2 separate regions of the Homo sapiens genome follow, and region 1 is linked to region 2. A link is an interaction called in ENCODE POLR2A ChIA-PET data of the cell type or tissue named here. Cell type or tissue: B cell. All regions are shown on one strand.

Region 1 (8,000 bases), 71 kb before region 2:
GGTGATTAAGAGTTACATTCAGCTCATAGACACATAATTATTTGGCTACATTTACCTTTTCCTAAATTGCTTTGTCAGAAGACAAGTAGAAAAGCTCTATTGGGAATGTTCTATGCATTCCTTTACCATGATGGTCTGTGAAGAACAGCAGGCTGATGTCAGAGATACATATCATAGTTCAATTTCAGTCTAATGAATAATAATACCTTATTTTAATGGCTTTACTTTCAGAACATGGAGCTACCAGCTATCATAGTCAGTGGTGGTAAAGGTGAACTCTTGTTTTCAAGGCTAAAGTAACTTTCAATATAAATTTTATAATTCATATTTAAGTTCCAGTTATTCACAATGGATAAAACAGTTTAAAATTCACCAACCTTCTGATTTTTACTTCTTTATACCACACTAGTAAGTTGTTCATACAGCAAATGTGTCAATTAACAGGTATTATTATTCATAAGCCTAAGATTGGGTAATTATATGGTAAAAGCATTATGGTATAAGGTCAACAAATTGCTTTTTAATCTCCTGATTTTTTTAAAACAATCAGGATATAAATTATCAGCCTTTGTAAAAAGAAATATGCTGTAGAAAAGAAAAAACTGCTGTTCTGTTCACTTTATTTTCCCTTTCCTATAATGAGTAAATTGGAACAGAAATCAATGTATTGTTTTGTGATTAGTTAGGAACTATAACAACCTTTTGATGTTGTTTTTAAATTTAACTTCATAAATAAAACACTACCTGTTTCAGCCAGGCGCGGTGGCTCACACCTGTAATCCCAGCACTTTGGGAGGCCAAGGTGGGCAGGTCACCTGAGGTCAGGAGGTCGAGACCAGCCTGACCAACATGGCAAAACCCTGTCTCTACTAAAAATACAAAAATTAGCCGGGCGTGGTGGCAGGCCTGTAATCCCAACTACTTGGGAGGCTGAGGCAGGAGAATCGCTTGAACCTGTGAGCCAAAATCAGGCCACTGCACTCTAGCCTGGGCAACAAAGTGAGACTCTGTCTCAAAACAACCAAAAAAAAAAAAAAAAAAACCACTACCTGTTTCAAAATATTTTTGTGTCCTTCAATGACACAACGGATAATAACATCGTCAGCTCTGAGCTTTTAGATGTCATAGGTAGTATGAATTTCATTTGCCATGCAAAATTTCAGTCTAAAGAAGATTAAAATCAAATACCTAGAAAGATTATTATGAAGCCAACTTCAAAAAAATCCACTTAGAAGTCTAACTTTCCTTAGGGCCCTCTTCCTTCGTATCTTGACAACTATATGTTTTTGGCAAAAAGAAATAACAGAAAGAGGTGATAAAACTAAGGAAAAAATTTTCAAGCAATAGAAAAACCGAGAGCTTCATTTTAATATACCTCTACGCAAAATTTATTCATATATGCAACATAATTCTTACCATTTTTGGTTACCAAAAATTGTTTGCCTGTTGGTAGGTATGCCTTCACTTTCAATTCTTCCCCTGTAGCCCTTTAAAAACAGTGAAAAGCACCAAAATACAAAACATATTTTAATAGGCAAATATACAGCAGAAAGTATTGCATATAAATCTCAAAATGATATAATCCATAATTCTCAGAAAATTGGTTTAAAATTGATTTGGGAAGGACTCCATTAAGTAATACATGTCAGGGCATGGAGAAAAGCACAACAATAATCTAAGTGAAACATACTAAGAGATGCAGATAGACCCAAGAGAATTTGGATTAAATATTAGACAAAAAAGGTAGAATAATATAGAACTATTAAGCAACTATTATGTTTGCCTCTAAACAACAATAAAATATGCTGCTCCTCAGTGAGTTGTAGCCCACTGTATAATCTCTCACATTTTTAATCCTAAAGTACTGCTGCTCATCTTGAGAACAAGAAAAGGCAGAAAAAAAAGCTGCATGACATTATGTAACACTGTAGGTGGCTGGCAAAATCCCTGTTCCTATCACTGGATTAAAATCAGAATTAAGAGATAAAAGATGCTCTGAATCATAAAATGACAATATTAATAATTCTTGAAAACAAAAAACCTTTTATTGAGTGCTTATTGAGTATAGAATTTAAGTCTCCAACATGTTATTTTCAATTAGTCTTCATAACTCTAAACAGTAGAACATATAAATATCCCATTTTATAGTTAAGTAAACTAAAGATTAAACAGATCAAGTTGCTTATGATCACAAAACTTGGTGGGAGAGCAAGGGTCAAAGCCAAGTGACTTCAGGGCTCCTACTCTTAAACACTGCTCCCTCTGTGGGTCAGAGCCAACTATCTACAACATTTCTGAGCTGCTCTGGCACCTCTTCTTAAGAATTTGTGGGTCATCTGAAAACGGTGAGAGGTGGAGTGGTATGTGGTGCCTTTCACAAACATATGGCCATAAATTTGGAGTTCAGCTGTCTTTTCAAGCTTCAGTCTAAAGTTCAAACCATAGATCTGGGCACAAGGTAAAGTCAGGAAATGCCCTAATATTATTTGACGGCCTTCTAGACTTCTTTTGACTAGTCCCAAGTGTCAAATTCAACAATGTCATGGCAACACCCGAAGTTCTGAGGAAAGAGTTAAAATAAGGTCATGATAGCACTTGTGCACGTGAAGGCATAAGCATGGAAATAACCTGGCTCTAGTGCTGATTTAAAATGAATTTTTCCTTTGGCCCAGGAATTTAGCCAAAAGTGTGGACACTGAAGTGGGGTATAATTCAGTTCTAAGTTACAATAAAAGTATTTAAATCACTCTAATTCATAAAATGGAATAAAACTACTAGTACCTGCTAAAAAAAGATCCCGTCCATATATACAAGCCCCTACAACAATGCTATAAATCAAATACCTAAACTACTTAATTAAGCTGGTAGAACAAAGAAATCTCAATGAAGAAAATGCTTATCATATAGAAAAAAACCTGAATCAGTTATTTTCACAAAATGAATACTACTGTAAACCTCATTTCCCTATTTGACTTGAAATACATATAAATTATAGACCAGAACCTAGCTAAATATAGTTTTAACAGAAAATCTGGAATACAGAAAGAAAAAAAAACCACCTTTATTAAATCAGAGATCTTCTATGACATGAATTTAATTTTAAATATGGAACAAAAAACACATGTAGGAGAGAAAAATACATAAAAACAAACTTGAAACTTTAGTCTTTTGGTACATAAATAATGCCCTACAAAATAAAGAGTAATTGAAAAAAGCAGTGACAACTGTTTCAGCGACACGGTAAGTATTAAAATGCAGGAGAATACCAGGCCACAGATGAAAGAGTTTGAAGCTAGAAAAACATTATCAATTGGAAACTTATTAATTATAGAATTCCTATCCCCAGTCAAAACTGTACCTTTCAACTACAATTGAAAAACAATTTTTAAGAAAAAAGATATATTAAGTTGAAGCACCTATATACAAACAAGGTGATAATTCCAAACAATCCTAGTTTAAATAAAAGTTCTGCCAATATTGGGATCATTTTTTCAGCTACCAACAGGGAGTCTTTATCGTGAGTACTTGGAAGTAATAAAACACTGTTATTATTCAGAATATTTTAAAATATAGATTGTGAAAACTGCTAAATTGCTTAAGGTACCTTAGTAATTAAAATAAAAGGTATTGAAAAAAAATAAAAACTTAAAGCCTCTTAAAAGCAGATTTATAATGAAGGCCTTAATTGGTATCATAAACCTTTCTTTTAGCTTTAGCCAGTTTCCTAAAGATGGAGCATACTTTTGAACCTAACAGAAAACGTTTATGTTTTATATTTTAAAGAACATAAAACTGCAAAATCTCTGCATTTATTAATGCCACAAACATGTTCAGTAAATTTTGTTAATTTAAAAAAAAAAAACCTGTTCAAAAATTTTTTTTTTTTTTTGAGACGGGAGCCTCTCACTCTGTTGCCCAGGCTGGAGTGCAGTGGCATCATCTCCGGCTCACTGCAAGCTCCACCTCCCAGGTTCACACCATTCTCCTGCCTCAGCCTCCCAAGTAGCTGGGACCACAGACGCCTGCCACCATGCCCAGCTAATATTTTGCATTTTTAGAGATGGGTTTCACCATGTTAGCCAGGATGGTCTCCATCTCCTGACCTCGTGATCTGCCCGCCTCAGCCTCCCAAAGTGCTGGGATTACAGGTGTGAGCCACCGCGCCCTGCCAAAAACCTGATCAAATTTTATTAAACTATTTATTATTCAAAGAACCAGAAGGTCAGACTTAGACACTATAAAGAAAAGAAGTAATAGTAAAGGAAGTAAATGCATTTTTCTCAAATTAGTCCATCATATTGTGCTAACATAGCCAAATAACATAGGTATAACACCCACTTGTTCTTCCTTTATTTTGAAGGGGCATTGTTTAACAGAAGAATCTGCTGGGGGGAAAGTTAAACTGGTCATTCTAATTTTCATCCATTAACCTATTTTGCAAATTGCTATAATTCTGAAGCCATGCATTTTACTAATTTTCTATTCTTTACTCAATATTACTTACCATTGCCATGTTGGACAGTGGTGGACTAGGTGATCTCCAGCTGCCACAAACTATTCAGGATTTAAAAGTAATATGAAAAAAAGGAAAAAGAAAAATCAAACATCACTGAATGTGCAAGGTGGCAAAATACCAAACTGATGGCACTAGGTAACACTGAAATCCAGTAAGCAATAAAAATATAAACAGCAACAAAGCTGCTCTACCAGCCTCAAGATTTATTTTTGATTATGACTAAACTGCAATGTTTTCTAATGTCCATAAAAAAATTCAAATTAATCTTGGAAGAAAAAACAAGTGCTGTTTTTTAAAAATTCAGTTTTTATAATTGGATTAAGTAATGCCAAAAGCAGTATAATGAAATTGATAAATGTAAGGCTATCAGATTTAAATTGTCAAAATCCATTTTAAGGATACAAAAATGTAGACACATTCTTGCCAATGACTGAAAATACAATAAAAATCTGAAAAAAATTACTAAATAGATACAAGTCTATAATGTAAGTCTACTTTATTATATCACTGGGCACACTTCTTCCTCTTCCTCTTTTATTATTTTTAAAAATTTAAGTGATTTTGAAAGCTTTTTTGCACTTCTAAAAGAGAAATGCAGTGCCAAAACAATGGGAAAAAGTTAGAAGCTTTTTGGTCTCACTCTGAAAACACCTACAAAATTAACAAATTGAATTCTCTCTAAAAAACCTTAGACTTCCTAAGCGGGCTGAATATTGTACAAGTTTTTGTTTTTCTTCAGAAATAAAAACCAGATTCAGGGAGATAAACTTTAACCATTTGAGAATTATCAGTTTACACGAACATGAGCTGATCTTACTGGCGAACAGAAATCCTGCTTATTTCTGAGGGCAGAAAATTTAAGTCTGTTAAGCATAACTGCAGTGTCCCAACTCAAGCAGGATGTGCATTGTCAGGCCTCTGAGCCCAAGCTAAGCCATCATATACCCTGTGACCTGCACGTATACATCTAGATGTGCTGAAGCAACTGAAGATCCACAAAAGAAGTGAAAATAGCCTTAATTGATGACACTCCACCATTGTGATTTGTTTCTGCCCCACCCTAACTGATCAAGGTACTTTGTAATCTCCCCCATCCTTAAGAAGGTTCTTTGTAATTCTCCCCATCCTTGAGAATGTATTTTGTGCCATCCACCCCCTGCCCACAAAACATTGCTCCTAACTCCACTGCCTATCCCAAAATCTATAAGAACTAATGATAATCTCACCATCCTTTGCTCTTTTCGGACTCAGCCCGCCTGCACCCAGGTGAAATAAACAGCCTTGTTGCTCACACAAAGCCTGTTTGGTGGTCTCTACACATGGACGCATGTGACACCCACATACTTGCCAAATTACTTCTATTTTGCAACAGCTCTAGCTTAAAATCTTGTATTGTTCATGGGTTTACTACACAGCAAAAAATTACAAAATATTTAATCTCTAATACCTTTGAGAAAGTATGCCTATATAAAATACTCTAGTTTAATTTGAGCATATAATTCTATCAAATAAGAATTCTAAGAATAACCTCTTTTAAGATGAAACATTAACAAGATATAGCAACTGGATTCCTGATAGAAACTTTATGTTTCTGTTCTTTTACTTCGAATAACCTTATTATTTAAACAGCCTAAGTAAAGACAAAAACCAAAATAAAAACAATAGTCTCTTCCCCAAATTTTGAGCACTTCGAGCTCATTGCAACCAGATGCTACATTTAGCTCTGTGGTTATCAGGAACTAATTTATTACCATTAAAAGTAATAATTTAACTAAATGAAAGCAAAATAATTAAAAATAAAAAATTCTTTCATTGTATTGCCTTGAGGTAACAAGACTAACATTTTATCTCATAGTCCCTATAGTATCTTCTATTTAAAAACAAGAACACTAGGAGGCAAGAAAAACGAAAAACAAAAAACAAAACAAAAAAAACACAGACTCACACTGATAATACATGTGTACATCTGCCCTCATTAGCAATGGCCATCATAACTTGCTTCACGTGTTCAAATGATGCAAGATTCAAATTTCTAAATGATCAATATTGCTTGCAATAGCTTTCTCTTAGAGACTAAAAATGTTCTCTTATTATCTTTATTATCAGTATATAATACTGACCAACTCCAACAAGAATCAATATTTACACCTTGGTGAGCAATTCCATTCCTCAAGCTAACCTCAATTAATAGTATTCTACTTAAACAAGTCATACATACATCCAACATTAGTTTTTTCTTTGTTTTTTGACAATACAGTATCAGATACTAGCTGCCCCTCTTTTTAAGCACAATACTGCCACACCTCTGAATGAAAACAAAAAGATAGCTGATGTCTGGCAGAAACTCAGAAACAGCAAGATGAAACAAATGAACAAATCAACTCAGTATATAATATTTACACAAAGCAAATGATGCCTTCCCATTTCCTCCTCCAGGCTCATTCTACTCTAACTCAATCCTGTAATTGTGCTCTATCCCAACCCTGCATTATGTAATAGACAGCCAGCTGGGCTAATTTGGCCTTGGATTTTTTTAGAGAGGAAAATTCATAAATTGATTGATGTTGTAATTAAGTGTAACAGTTATTTATTCTAGGATGAATTCCTGTTTTGAAACTGCTTAATTCTATCCAATGACCACAGACTTTGCATCTCTAACTGCAACTATATATTCAACAATTAGTCATCTTCACAGAGGAAATAAAACCAAAGAGTGCAATAAGAACAGCATACTTTCATCTCCGCTCTTGATTTCAGATAAAGAGCCATGTTCAAATTACACCTCTGTTTGGCAAGAATGTTAATGATATCCTTAAAATCAAAACTTAGTTTTATTTGGCATTTGAGGTAATAAAACCTAAGGCAGAATAGGATCTTTACAGAATGTCTAGCCCACAACCGTTATTTTATAGATGAGGAAACATGAAGCCTCGGCAGGGATAGTTTAACTGATTTCCTCATTAGGAGAAATTACCGTCCCGTCCGGGAGGTGAGGGGCGCCTCTGCCTGGCCGCCCCTACTGGGAAGTGAGGAGCCCCTCTGCCCGGCCGCCCCTACTGGGAAGAGAGGAGCCCCTCTGCCCGGCCAGCCGCCCCATCCGGGAGGGAGGTGGGGGGGTCAGCCCCCCGCCCGGCCAGCCGCCCCGTCCGGGAGGTGAGGGGCACCTCTGCCCGGCCGCCCCTACTGGGAAGTGAGGAGCCCCTCTGCCCGGCCACCACCCCGTCTGGGAGGTGTACTCAACAGCTCATTGAGAACGGGCCATGATGACAATGGCGGTTTTGTGGAATAGAAAGGGGGGAAAGGTGGGGAAAAGATTGAGAAATCGGATGGTTGCCATGTCTGTGTAGAAAGAGGTAGACATTGTAGACTTTTCATTTTGTTCTGTACTAAGAAAAATTCTTCTGCCTTGGGATCCTGTTGATCTGTGACCTTACCCCCAACCCTGTGCTCTCTGAAACATGTGCTGTGTCCACTCAGGGTTGAA
Region 2 (8,000 bases):
AGGTGTCACTGGATTAATGGGAAGCATGAAAATCAAGATACTAGTGGCTTTACATGGCAACTTGTATGTCAGGAAAGCATTTTAACATTTTCAAGGACAGAAGAGCTTTATTTACTTCTTCCCGCTAAAACAAGTCACAGTATATCTCTCAACCCTACCTAAGATTTTATCTGCAAAATAATCCCCTATATTAAAAACAAATGTGAAAAAATTAATGTTAGCAAATATATGATAACAGGAAAATTACCAATGAGAGCCTATCACTTATTACCAACATCACTACCCAGTGACTAACACTGTACTACAATACTATATCACAGTAAAAACAACCACAATTTTGCAAATAAGATGTTATAATTTGAGTACCACAGACATTACTCTTCATTAATAAAAAGGGGATGATTACAATTTAACTGTTACTTTTATTTGATTAGGATTGCTGAAAGTGTATAAAGAAGGAGCTTTATTTCTCCAAAGCAAATCAAAATGAGAGGGGAAAGAATCAATCTGTTTTCCTCCCCAAAGTCATAACAGTGCTTCATGGAGGTGGTCCAAAGGAAAAGGAGCTGAGAGCCTAGATGAGAACCAAGCACTGTCTGCAACATAAAAAGTGATAGGCCTCATGCATATAAACTATTTTTCAAATGTACATTTTTGTTATTAGAAAAAATTTAAATTAATTTACAATTATTAGATTTATATTTTTAAATATATCTTGTTGAGTATTAAAAACAAGTTGCAAAACAAAATGCATAATATGACTTTATTCCTGGTTGTAAGGAAATAAAAACAAAAGAAGATACATTCATTTGGAAATACACATAGGAAAAAGTCCACAGGAAAAGGTGAAGTGAAAACTTTTATTGTTTACTCTGCATACCTATGTTATTCAAATTTTAACAAGGAACATATTTTACTTTGTGAATAGTAATACTAATAATAAAGAAAATCATTCAAAAACTGCTTTTTAAAAAATGTTCTTAACTAATGTTCTGATTCTAAGACTTTACAAACCAGATTTTATCTTGTATTTGGAAATTACAATTTTTAATTCCCAACATACATTCATTCTTGCTTTTGTTCATTCAACGAAATATTTATCACTAATGTCCAGAATTGGTTCTGTGCTGAGTGCTAGATTCAGAAATCAATAACTTGGACAGAGTTCAAGCTCCTACTTAGAACCAGAATTAGACCACTAGCATCTACTTAATGGACAAAGTCACAAAATCACTGAATGGCTCAGATGGAAGGAAGTTGGAGATTGTAGTAGATTTTTAATATAACACCAATTCTTCCCCCCTCCCTATAGCTATACCCTATACCTATGCCCAGTAACTACAGCTTCTTCCTATGGGAAATGGGTTGAGCTGTCCTGCCTCTTGACTCTGAGCGCATCTATATCACTTGCTTTGGCCAATGGGATATTAGCACAATGACACAAGCAGAAGCTAGAAATGGGCTTATACATTAGGGATTGTTCTTGCTTCTGCCATTGCCATGAGAATATGCCCACACCAGCTTGCTGGAGGTTTAGTCAAGCCAAGTTACCCTGTTCTCATTCTAACCAAGGCTACCCAGGTTAGCTGACAGCCCACTGACCCCCAGCATGCGTGCAAGCCCAGCCAAGATCAGCAGAACCTCCTACCCAACCTGTAGCTGACTGCAGATGCATGAGCAAACCTAACCAAGCCCAGCCCAGATCAGCTGAACCCTAGAAACTTGTCACTAAATGAATGCTTACTGTATGTGCCACTAAGGTTTGTGGTCTTTGTTACCTCACCTTATTATGGCAATAGAAAACTGAATATAGACATTATCTGGCTCCACACCATCACATTATTAAGGTTGAAACTAAGGAAACTGTAGTGGACACTGTGGTGTGCTGTCCAGTTGCTACCTTCACAACTAAGGTTGCTGTCAATATAAGCAGCTAGATCTCTGACAATTGATCTACTTAGAAGGGAGCCACCTTTCCCCAAGTCACACCCCTACCATAGGACAGCTCACATTCAATGGTTGATGTAGTAAAAGAGGGGATAGATATAAAAGCTATCCCCTTTGTCTCAAAGTGGACAGTTTGGAAGGTCCAACTCTATTGCAGCTCAAATTTTCCCTGTCCAGTCTTGTATCTCTCACCCCTCATAAGTATTGTTTCTGTGTTAACTGCCTGCAGGCAAAACTCAGAGTCTCAGACTCTGTCTCTCAGAAAACCCAATCTGTCACAGACCCTGAGAGGAGGAGTGACTTGCTCAAGTTCACATTGCAGGTTAATGATAGAGTGAGGTTAGGACTCAGGTGACATTACCTCACTCCCACCCAGTGTTCTCTCTGCTATGCCAAAATGCCTCACACTCAAGGGTAGAAAGGACCCAGGACCAAGATTAAAGGCAAACTTTGCTTTACTAGTATATGGCAAGAAACCAATTTCAAAGCCGGTTTTCTTTCAACCAAAATATTTTCTGAAATATTTCAACCAAACATTAGAAATAAAACATTTTGCACTCCCAGATTATAGGAATATCTACATGTTTGTGCTGAGTAGGAGAATCTGCCAAAGCAAAACAATGAAAGTCCTAATCAACACTGCATCAGACTAGGGTGGTGGCAACTCTACAGAAGGACAGAGTCCACTCTAGGCCAGTATGTGTGAAGCTACATCCTGTCTCAGCTCCTGCTCCTGCCACCGGTCTTTCTTGAGCTCTGCATTCTATCTAAATCAGGGCTCAGTGTTGAGGTTCTCTTTAGTCTGGAAAAGCAACATAGACTTGGCAGGTTCTTGTTAAATTTATCCAAACTCTGTTTAAGCTCACTAATGATTGTAAGGATTACAGGGCTTAGAAAGAAAAATTCTTTTTTTAAAAAAAATTATTATTATTATTTTTGAGATGGAGTCTTGCTCTGTCACCCAGGCAGGAGTGCAGTGGTGCAATCTTGGCTCATTGCAACCTCTGCCTCTGCGGTTCAAGTGATCCTTCCACCTCAGCCTCCTGAGTAGCTGGGATTACAGGCATGCACCACCATGCCCAGCTAATTTTTTTTTTTTTTTTTTTTTTTTTGTATTTTTAGTAGAGACGGGGTTTCACCATGTTGGCCAGGCTGGTCTCACACTCTTGACCTCAAGTGATTCACCCACCTTAGCCTTCCAAAGTGCTGGGATTATAGGCATGAGCTACCACGCCCAGCCAGAAGAAAAAAATCTTTAGGAAACATTCTCTAAACTGTCTACATACTCCTGATCCAGCTGAAATGCTTCATAGATTCAAGCCCATTTGCTGGGATTTGGACCTAAGATTATTGAGGTGAGGGATTCCCAGGGAAGGTGAACTCTGTTATGTGCTGATAAGGTCTGGCCCTAGTAGTAAGACATTTGCCTAGAGTGCTATTCTTTAAAAATTCCAACCCCAAACATCAGCAGTCAAATTCAGGTGGTACTAAATTTTTTCATGTATTTGTCCTTTCGTGACTCACTATAGACAGCAATGACACTGCAGAAAATTCAGCTTCAGTTATAACATATTAAACACCAAATGTGTGCTAGGCATTACGCTTAAAGCTTCCATCTGTAACTGCTTTCCTTGTGACATCCGTGGATTCTCCTCCTCCAACCCTCTCTTGCCTAAGTTCAGGCAATTCCACTAATGCCTGGACTACTTTAGCCTCTCGCATTCCTTTGAAAGTTCCCAATCTCTTCTAGCAGTTTGTAAAAGTACGATCCACTATCCACCTTCATCACAGTCACCAGGAGTGCTTGTTAAAATTACAATTCTTGGATCCAGATCAATTGACTCAGAATTACTGGTGGTGAAGCCCAGGAATCTGCATTTAAAAAATTTCCTGGGTAGTTGTTATACACTCTAAAAACAAAGAGCTACTGTCCCAGAGGAGAAAATCTAAATCCTTGTCATAGCATACAAGATCATTTATGGCAGTATAAACTTATCTATTAACTCTTCCTCCACATGTTATGCTCCAGCCCCCTATTTTCGGTCTCTAGAAATGTGCCCTCTCTTCCTGGAATGCTGTCCACATGAGTACTTCTTATTGTCTCTGAAACCTGTCTTCACCTCACTTGTGCACTCAACATTTTGGCATTCTTCTGTAATAATGCTAATCACCTTGCATTGCAACCAGTTGTTTACATATCTGTCTTCCCCCTAGATATGAGTAATTCAACAATAGAGACTGAGTTTTGGTCACCTTTTACATCCTTTCAGGCTGGCACAGTTCCTAGCATACAACCCCAGCATTCAGTAAAGATTTGGTAATCACTAGAACTCTCCCATAAGAAAGATATATGAAAAAGACAGTAATAAGGTATAGATAAGGTGAGTGATTCTGGGACTGTGTAGAAAACCCACCATAAAACCTTCACACTTTCCTTTGATCTTGTGAACCCGCAACACAGTCTAATGTAATTTGAGAAAACACATTCATATATATTTTTTTCTAAAATTGGTTTTGCATGCATTAGGTCTTTTAAATAAAACATATTTGTAAGGCATTTAAAATATAACGATTCTTTTCAAGAAGTCAGTAGGGGCCAAAACTCTCTTGGTTGTGCTTTGCATAAGCCAGGAGGTAGATGCCAGCAGAAGCTAAATTGCTTTTATTCTCAAGAACATTGCCAGGAGTGCTGAGCAGTCCATGGCAGGTTATTTCAGTTAGGATAACCTTGGCCTCCAGCTTGGAACTTATTTCCTTTTGATTGGAAATGGATAAGTTTAAATTACTTTGCAATTGATCTGCTTACTCCCCTTTTACTCTATGAGTGGGTCATTTTCCTATCTACTACCCCACTGTGAGATGAGTGACCTGATTAAATTGATAGGTGGGACTACCCTGGCCATTCCTGATCACTTTTTCTCTAGAAAGAGCAACTTGTCTTATTAATAAAGAGTGTGTCCTGTCCAAGTGAATTGCTGTCCTACAGATTGACTCCATCAAATCTTAAAGTTATAAATATATTTGAAAAATATATTCAGAAATATTTAGTGACTTCACATGGTTTACATATAAAGTTTGAATACTTTATCTTGGTATTAGAAATCTAATTTCAGGTGCCAAACTACATTTCTAGCCCTCTCTTCACCTCTTATCCTCTACCTAGCCTTCTGCTCTAGATCAAACCTAATAGCAAATCAGAATCACCTGAGCAACATTTTAAAATATAGATTCCTGGACCTCATTCCTAAACAAATGAGTCATTATCTTGGAGTAGAAAGGGGAGGTGGGAGTCTGAATTTTTTTCCAATTTATATAGAGTACCTATGCATTGGGATGAAAAAGATGACAACGCAATAGAAAAATGGGCAAAGAACACTAAAAAGGAAATATAAATGCTCCCTAAGCATGAAAATGTGTTCAATCATACTCACAACATGAGAAATGCAAATCAATACTACCCTATACTGATACCATTTTTCACATATTACACTGGTCAAAAGCATCCAAAAGTTTGATTACACACATTAATTGGAGAGGTCTGGGGAAATAGACATATTTAAACATTGTTGTTGGAACTGCAACATGATTCAACTTGTGTGGAGAGAAATCAGGAAGTATCCACTCAGACTACATTTTCTATTTAGTCTAACAATCCTGTTTCTTAGACTGTATTGGAAAGATGCACACACAATTTCACAATTTAATCGTAACCTTGTTCATATATAGCTCTATGTATGTGTGATATATGTGTAAGAACAAAATATTGAAAATAGTCCAAGTGTCCATGGACAAAATGTTTAAACTATGAGAGAATCTCACAATTTTTTGATAAGAAATGGGGAAGATTGCTATATACTCATAAAGAAAGATCTCCTAGAAATATTTTAAGTGAAAAAAGCAAGGTGTGGAACAATATATATAATATGCTATATTTTGTATAAAAAGAAAAATATATAGGTATTTATTTGTATTTGTCTAAAAAAGTACTAAATGAATAAATAAGGAATTAACAAAAATGATTACCTGTGGGTGCAGGGAGTAGCAGGGTAAAGGGGTCAGGAAGGATACAAGACTTGTCTGTGTACACCTTTTTATATAGCTTTGACTTTGAAAATTTAAAAAAAGTATTTCTTTGAAAAATTAAACAAAAACAAAAATACCTTGATCTAGTCATTATTCTATCAAAAGAAAAAAAACCTACTCATTTTTCAAGGTCCCTCCATTAAATCAACCTACTTTTCAAAATTCTCTGATATTTTCAATACCTTATCTGATGACTACAATTGGAAGAGCCAATCCCTCCACTACATTCTTCAAACACTTGTTTTGTACATTTGACATATCAGGCACTTTTCCCCCTTGGAATGTCAGGGATTGGTCTTGACACTGATATGCTTGATGTTGGAGGCAGCAAGGGCAGTGGACTAAGAAGACTGAGTAGGTTAGGAGACAGGCTCTCTAGTCTCTAGGGCACAGAATGATTGATAAGTAAAGACTTATCAAAGCAGAGGGGGACACACAGCCACTGTGTGGAAGTCTGAGCACTCATCCTGCCTCTCCTCCCAGCTCAGTGTTGCAGGGTCTAGAGAAGGCAGCTGCCAGGCACTGTCACCACTGATGAAAGGAGAAGTTGGGGGAAAAGGGTCTATTTTTCAGGACTGCCCCAGAGGCAAAGCAGCATTTTTGAATTGTTGTGGATCCTGATGACTGAGGTTTCTCTAGAAAGAACAATTCTCTTCAACAGGATCAGACAGAAAGGGTATTTTAGACTGATTTGTATACTATCATTCTCATTTTGTTTATTTATTGATTTATTTATCTATTTATTTTGAGACAGAGTGTCACTTTGTCACCCAGGTTAGAGTGTACTGGCATAATCTTGGCTCACTGCAACCTCTGCCTCCCAGGTTCAAGAAATTCTCCTGCCTCAACCCCCCAAATAGCTGGAATTACAGGCATCTGCCACCATGCCCAGCTAATTTTTGTATTTTTAGTAGAGATGGGATTTCACCATATTGGCCAGGCTGTTCCCAAACTCCTGGCCTCAAGTGATCAGCCTACGTCGGCCTCCCAAAGTATTGGGATTACAAGCATGAGCCACTGCACCTGGCGTACCATTCTCATTTTAAAAATTGACTTATGAAGTCATTAGATAGTAAGAAATCAACATTTTCTCTCTCCTTGTTGCCATATTCCACCTCCATGAACTTTGCTACCTCTCTTGATTACCCTCAAACTCTCCTTTCTTTGAAAGAAGTTATCAAAAAACTTCCCTTGCCCTATTAAATGTCCTGTGTATTCTAGCTCTTAAAATTTGGTGATAAAATGCCAATGTTAAAATATTTTTCATCTCTAAATATTGCTAAGAAAGAAACATGCTTGCTGTGCATTTCCCCCCACTTCTTTTTTCATTCTGCAATGAAGTGCCTTTAGCCAGCAACTTTTTCCTATCTGACAAAATTTGTCTGTAATCCATTCACTAAACATACACACCCAACATTCCTATCCTAGACTGACATTTTAGATATCACTAACAAGAAAGAATGCCTTTATGTGTTAGGCCATTTTAAACCCCACATGCAATATACTCTGTGCTGACAAAACCAGATAGGCATTGGAATTTGCTCAAGCATAAATAACTTTATTTACATGAAAGCCTAAAATCTTAAGGTAAGTTTCTTGGCGTTTGTAGGTTCATCAGTGATGTCCAAATACTTTTAGCAAGATGGACCAGCTGGTGAGTACGGCCCACACTGTAGTTGGATGTGTGCCCCTGCTTTCAAGGCCCAGTAAAAGTCTGGAATAGTAGGCAGAGCTTGATTTATTTTTAAGGAAAAGTAAGGCCATCTGATAGATTTCCAGCTGAAAGTCAGTCAAGGCTGGAGTTTTTTGGTTCACTGAGCCCATGGCTCATGCCAATTCTTTTTATCCCATGGCCGACTCCCAGTCTTGGCTCACAGTGCTACAGCCTTTCCCATAAGGGTAAACTGGGACATGACACAAGGAAAGAGAGGCCTTCCAGGAATTAGATGAGAAACAAAATAAAAGATCTC

Evidence for each region. ChIA-PET counts read pairs that join two places held together with the same protein. Peaks named below come from ENCODE experiments on the same cell type or tissue, not always from the same donor. Only the 100,000 strongest peaks of a DNase experiment are listed, where the experiment ranks them.
Region 1: POLR2A ChIA-PET joins it to region 2 with 5 read pairs; 11 of 35 experiments call an interaction of 5 or more read pairs at or near these places.

What each region holds. Positions count from the first base shown.
Region 1 is chr3:112,548,776-112,556,775 of GRCh38, forward strand. It overlaps ATG3 (autophagy related 3), which reads right to left. Exons shown (of 12, transcript NM_022488.5): 3 at 4,505-4,554; 4 at 1,417-1,487. Among named protein-coding and RNA genes, the nearest start is that of ATG3, 9.2 kb to the right of the region's middle. In B cell, no CTCF peak of the experiment used is centred here; no DNase peak of the experiment used is centred here; H3K27ac peaks cover 840 bases.
Region 2 is chr3:112,619,789-112,627,788 of GRCh38, forward strand. The region is part of intron 3 of CCDC80 (coiled-coil domain containing 80); the gene reads right to left. Among named protein-coding and RNA genes, the nearest start is that of CCDC80, 17 kb to the right of the region's middle. In B cell, no CTCF peak of the experiment used is centred here; no DNase peak of the experiment used is centred here.